2 separate regions of the Homo sapiens genome follow, and region 2 is linked to region 1. Evidence: chromatin loops called from intact Hi-C (ENCODE). Cell type or tissue: endothelial cell of umbilical vein. All regions are shown on one strand. Links, peaks and the distances in the headings refer to the core of each region. The heading gives the core; the rest is flanking DNA. Region 1 holds the start of TPGS1 (tubulin polyglutamylase complex subunit 1). Region 2 overlaps LOC124904606 (a long non-coding RNA gene).

What was found. Peaks named below come from ENCODE experiments on the same cell type or tissue, not always from the same donor. Only the 100,000 strongest peaks of a DNase experiment are listed, where the experiment ranks them.
Region 2: it touches region 1 in a loop (19-fold over the local background); 10 of 110 quality-filtered maps call a loop at or near these places.

Annotation. Positions count from the first base shown.
Region 1 is chr19:504,967-507,868 of GRCh38, reverse strand. TPGS1 (tubulin polyglutamylase complex subunit 1) reads right to left here and starts at 372. Exons shown (of 2, transcript NM_033513.3): 1 at 25-372. The coding sequence starts at 362. It overlaps MADCAM1-AS1 (MADCAM1 antisense RNA 1), which reads left to right. Exons shown (of 3, transcript XR_936221.4): 1 at 1-493. It overlaps MADCAM1 (mucosal vascular addressin cell adhesion molecule 1), which reads right to left. Exons shown (of 5, transcript NM_130760.3): 5 at 2,526-2,902. RefSeq lists enhancers at 227-566, 439-1,296 and a silencer at 1,097-1,226. In endothelial cell of umbilical vein, for the core only: a CTCF peak has its summit at 964 (motif pointing right); a DNase peak (open chromatin) is centred at 588; H3K4me3 peaks cover 1,410 bases; H3K27ac peaks cover 1,461 bases.
Region 2 is chr19:382,968-385,869 of GRCh38, reverse strand. It overlaps LOC124904606 (a long non-coding RNA gene), which reads right to left. Exons shown (of 3, transcript XR_007067071.1): 2 at 1,141-2,902; 3 at 1-746. Among named protein-coding and RNA genes, the nearest start is that of SPMAP2, 8.4 kb to the right of the region's middle. RefSeq lists enhancers at 1,328-1,447, 1,009-1,535, 1,528-1,727, 1,536-2,062, 2,808-2,877. In endothelial cell of umbilical vein, for the core only: a CTCF peak has its summit at 1,797; no DNase peak of the experiment used is centred there; H3K27me3 peaks cover 1,261 bases.

The sequences.
Region 1 (2,902 bases), core at 1-2,500:
CGCCCAAGCCGGCCCACTGCGCACCTCTGGGAGTGGTGGGCCAGGCGAAGGTGCCATAGCGCGCGGCCCAGGCGCTGCTGCTGCAGCAGGAGCTGGCCCGGGGGCTCCCCGGCGCCGCCGTTTACAGGCGAGCGCAGGCCCATGTTCTCGAAGTAGTGAGCCAGGAAGGCGATCGGCTCCTCGGGCCGCGCCTCCAGCACCTTCAGCAGGGCCGCACGTAGCATTTCCGTCACGCCGACCTGCCGCAGGAAGTCCTCCTCGCTCTCGGCCGCCCCCGCCGCCCGGGATACCGACTGGCGGCCGCTGTCCGTGAAACCGGCCGGCGGTGGTACCGCTTGCCGCCGCTTCTCCACTGCCGCCATCTTCGCTGAGGGCAGCGGGACCGGAAGCACCGCCATATTCCACTGTGCGCTAGAGCCCCCCCAAGGCGGCCATCTTGATTAAGGGCAGAGGGCACCGGTATCCCGCTGGGAGACTTTGGGAAGTGACAAGGGTACGCTACCACTTTCCTTGTGTCCTTATTGGCACTCTCTCTTCTCCTCCCTCTTTGTGTATATTGATTGGCTCTCCTGGCTTTGGCCTCGGTCCTGAATTTTGCCAGACTCCAAAATGGCTGCCTCGGAAGTGCTTCGTTTCTGGCACAAAGCCGGATTGCTTGCCATTTGGGTAGTGAGCGAGTCCTTCATTAGCATGGTCTCCTAGCAACCAGTCTCCCTGGTTAGCAGAGAAGCCTGACGGAGCATGCGCGGGGCTGGACCTGCCCAGGACTGCTGGACCCAGCCCCGCGCCCGGCCCCCAGACCCTTTTCTCATGTTCATCTCTGAGCCTTGGTGCTGGGGGTCGAGCTCAGCCTGGCCTTCCGCCTAACTCAGTCAACGTCTGAGTGCGTAGCTCACCTCGTGGGAGAAGCCCCCTCCCCAGCTCCGCTGCAGCTGCGCTGAGCCCCTATTGGCGGCCACACGGGCGAGCATCCCGCGCTGTTACCCCCTGACCGCCAGAGGGAGCTTTCTGACACCGCAGCCTCCAGAGCTGTAAACTCTGCCATGGCTCTCCAGGGCCCCCGGGCTGGCACCTCCAGGCCTTCATCGCCTGACCTCGCTTCCGGCCGCCCTCCCGGCCCTCCCAACCCTCCGCAGCCCGCAGCCACCTCAAAACACAAGCAGTCTCCTCCATAAGCCGCCTCTGGGTGTGTTTCCCCAGGCGACCTCTGTGGATCTTCCCTCACTGCTTTCGGGGACTCCTGGTTAAGCTTCTCACCGAGGAAACCACTAAGCCCTCGCGTTTCCCCGCCCCGGGCAGAGCTTGCTGGGTGCCGTCCCCGTCCCTCAGGGGCGTTGCCCCGGGCAGGGGGCAATGAGAGCTGTTTGCCGGGGGACCGTTCCACCATCCTCCCAGCACAGGAATCTCTGGCGGGCAGACCAAATGCCCTTTGTAAAACGTGAAGTAGAGGTTCCTCTTCAAATGAGACTTTCCTCCCCATCTAATTAGGAATAAATAGTAACTTCTCTTAGAAGCAAAATGTATTCAAAGGCCTGTGGTAGGCCGGGCGCGGTGGCTCACGCCTGTCATCCCAGCACTTTGGGAGGCCGAGGCGGGCGGATCACGAGGTCAGGAGATCGAGACCATCCCGGCTAACACGGTGAAACCCCGTCTCTACTAAAAATACAAAAAATTAGCCAGGCGTGGTGGCGGGCGCCTGTAGTCCCAGCTACTCGGGAGGCTGAGGCAGGAGAATGGCGTGAACCCGGGAGGCGGAGCTTGCAAGTGAGCCGAGATCGCGCCACTGCACTCCAGCCTGGGCGACAGAGCGAGACTCTGTCTCAAAAAACAAACAAACAAAAGACCTGTGCTAACATTCTTTGTTAATTAATTGTTAATGTTATATTGAATATATATAATGTAATAAGGAAATCAACATACTTTATGTTCTTAGTGCCCACAATGTAGGCTAAATATCTGCCCTGGCATGCTTATACTGGTCCAAGCAAGCATTAGGTCATAACCTGTTCCTCTTCCTTATTTGAAGGTGTTTTTACCTTTCTTAGCATTCCACAAGCTACTTCTTCCTTCCTTTGTTCTCCTCTGCCTTTGCCTCTTTTTAAAAGTTCCAAGCTGCTAGCCGATCGGGATAAATACAGAATGTGAGGTCCCGTTCCAGCCAATGGAAACCGTCCCGTTCCAGCCAATGGAAACCGGACAGAGCAGTAGGGTGGACGCGTCAGGTTATAAATGACCCTGTCTCCTTTGTTCTGGATACTCTCGTGGCAAAACTGCTGGCCAGTGTACCCTTTCTGCAGAAAGTAAAACAGTGGCCTTGCTGAGGAAATGACATTTATATTCAAGTGCTATTTCTTTACGGCACCGGGGAACAAGCATTTCTAACACTTTCTTCTCCAGCCCCGGACTGTGGGATGAGGGAGATGGAGCCATCAGGGCAGGACCCACAGTCAACCCTCTGCTGTCCGGAGCCCTCAGACCTCTCCTCTCCACGGAGTGGGTGTCAACTGAGAAAACTGACACGTTTGTATCATTTTAGGAGGTTTATTTGCCAAAGCCTCAGGAGGTCCTGACGACAGGGGCCCAGGGTGGTCAGGGCACAGCTTGGTCTTACGCATTTTTAGGGAGACGTGAGACATGAATCAATGTATGTAAAAAGTACGTGGTTCCGTCCAGAAAGGTGGGGACCACTCAGGGAGGGGCTTCAGGTCATGGGTAGGTGAGACAAACAGTGGCCTTCTTTTGAGTTTCTGATGAGCTTCTCCAAAGAGGCAATCAGAACATGCATCCATCTCTGTGAACAGAGGGATGACTTTGAGTAGAATGGGAGGCAGGTTTGCCCTGACCAGTTCTCAACTTGAAGGGGTCCAAGCTATTTTGCTTTCACAGGGGGAAAGGCTGGCCA
Region 2 (2,902 bases), core at 292-2,791, 120 kb after region 1:
ATGCAAGTAAACAATCTGCAGTTTTCACAGGTTATAGTTTGAGAGTCTGGTTTAATAACTATATTTCCTACAACTAGCATATAAGGGGGGGCTTTACGCAACTTTGTAAAGGAACCGTTGGACTGGAATTTAGGTGGATAGTATAAAATGGCTTACAATCTCTTGTTTCTAAAGTTTGATTTCCAGACCAAATTCTAATGTGGTGTGAGGCCACAGTAAGCCTCCATAATTCTGGATGTTCAGGACCAGAAACAGGACTTATTATTTTTGGTCTTGGGGTAGAGATTCCTTTTTCTCCCCATACCCAAGGGTAGAAAGACTGTAATTTTTTATGCTTATGTTTGTCTAGAGTTTCTGTTAAGTCGCTATCAACAGCTGGACTCACTTGTGCACTTGGACACGACCGAGTTTGTCCTGAGCAACTGTGGTAGAATTGACTCGAGGTGCCCAATCTATAATAGTTCCGAATTCATTGTTTTGTAATATCACCGCACTATTGGCCACACATTCTTTCCAAACTAAAACTTCTGTATTTTTTGATCCTTTGGGAATTTCCTTGGGGCAAGGTTTCCCTATAGGTCTAAATTTTAATGATCTTTGATAAGAAAAGTCTTGTAAATAATTTACCCGTGGCCTGAGTGACATCCCGCTTACCATGTGATAAGTGAATCTACTGATGGGACTGACAGTAGGTACTTCCACCAACCAATTTTGGACTGTAGGCATTAAACATCCTGGTGCTTTCCCTAGGCAAATAGGAGGATAACGATAACTATGTTTGCCGACGTGACCTCAGTGACACAAAGAAACCTTCTGCCCCCACCTCCCTCCCAGTCACAGCTCACCAGGCGCCTTCTGCCCCCACCTCCCTCCCAGTCACAGCTCACCAGGCGCCTTCTGCCCCCACCTCCCTCCCGGTCACAGCTCACCAGGCGCCTTCTGCCCCCACCTCCCTCTCAGTCACAGCTCACCAGGCGCCTTCTGCCCCCACCTCCCTCCCACTTCATCAGTTCCAGGGAGCTTTCTTTCAAAATGATACTACTTTTCTTGAAAGTTCGCAATTATTTCAAAACAACAACACAAACAAAGCCAGAAAGGCATGCAAACAAACAGCAGTGAGAACAAAACAAGGTTACTAACCAGCTCCTATGCTCTGCCCCAGGCTTGGGCCTGCTCTCTCTCTGTAAAAACCATTGACAATGCTGGGGACAGTTGAACTTTCATTTGCACCAAGCTGCGACTTTCCCCTTGGGGTAGCCAGGACTGGCCCTGAAGGAAAAGGGAAGTAATTTCTCATCACAGTATTTGGTGTTCTGTAGTCTGGGCCTTGTGTTGCTGGCGGCACCTGGAGGGCACCGCTCCGAGCCCCTCCTCTGGGAAACAGGCTGTGAATTGTGGATGACACCGCGGGTCACTGTGCGAGGGAAGAGCACGGTTGTGCCTGTACCCAGGGGAAAGCCCGGCCCCACCCGTCACCCTCGTCCAGTGACATCTGTGGGATTTCTCCTCAGCCACGACCAAGGCTGTTCTGTTCCCACCCAACACTGCGAGAGCAGGCCCGGAGGGAGGTGGCAGCGAATGATCTAGGTTCTGCGGGAGCTGACGTGGGTTCGCGCCCGGTGCAATCCCGGGCCAATGCACTGCCTCTCTGAGCTCGTTTTCTCCTTGGTGAAACGAGGGTGGTAATGGGGAAAGCCGCCCTCGCAGGACAGGCTGTGGGGACGATTCGGTTCGGGAGCCCTCGGTCCAGGGTTAATCCTGGCGAGGGGAGACCAACTGCCCTTGACTGCGGCGGCAGCTGGTGGTCGCCTGTGGTATTGCTGCCTCCTCGCCGGGGGCCGCGGGCCGTCACTCACTCTCGAGGCTTCCTGGAATTCTCTTCTGCACTTTGGGAGGCCGAGGCGGGCGGATCACTTGAGGACGGGAGTTCGAGACCAGCCTGACCAACACGGAGAAACCCCAACTCTACTAAAAATACAATTAGCCAGGCGTGGTGGCGCGCGCCTGTAATCCCAGCTACTCCGGAGGCTGAAGTAGGAGAAATGCTTGAACCCAAGAGGCGGAGGTTGCGGCGAGCCGAGGTCGCACCACTGCACTCCAGCCTGGGCAACACGAGCGAAACTCCATCTCAAAAGAAAGAAAGAAAGAAAGAAGTTCTGTTCTGAATGCTGCTGGAAGTCCAGGCATGAACAAGATAAATCACAGTCTCCACCCTATTGGAGCACATATGCTAATGAGATAAAAAGACAATAAATATGTAAAAAGTCAACACAAAGCAAGATCATGATACATGCAACTAAGCAAACAAACTCCCCATAGATTTAGGTAGAAAAATGAGGGGGCCCTACTTTAGACGAGGTGATTGGGGAAGGCTTTTTGGAGGAGGTGATATTTAAGGAGAATCTGGAAGGAGTCATGCCCCTGAATTGGGAGGGGGTTACTGAGCCCCGAACTGAGCTGGCGTGTGCAGCAGAAAGGCCCGCGTGGCTATGAGAGCAGGCCTGAGAGAGGGACAGGGGAGGGGACTAGCCTGGCGGGCCTGGGGAGGGAGCCAGGCAGCAGGGGGTCTCCATCCTGAAGTAGAAGTGCTGGGGGCCCACACCCCCGACTTGGGTGGCTCTGACCACTGGGAACAGGAGAAGGGTGTGCTTCCGTTGTGCGTTGCTGCATGACACGCAGCCCGGCCAGCAGTTGACGGCGGGCATTCGTCACTCTTCGTGATTCTGCGTTCTGCGCTAGGACATGACCTCACTAGGCAACAGGAACTTTCCAGCTCCGTCACAATCTTACACAGCTGTTGTGGACCGAAACGAGGTATGCTGCTGAAGCTGTAATAGGTGCTCAGCAGAATCAGCCATGCCTTCCCTCTGTAGGCTTAATCTGGAGTTGTTTCAAAACGAAT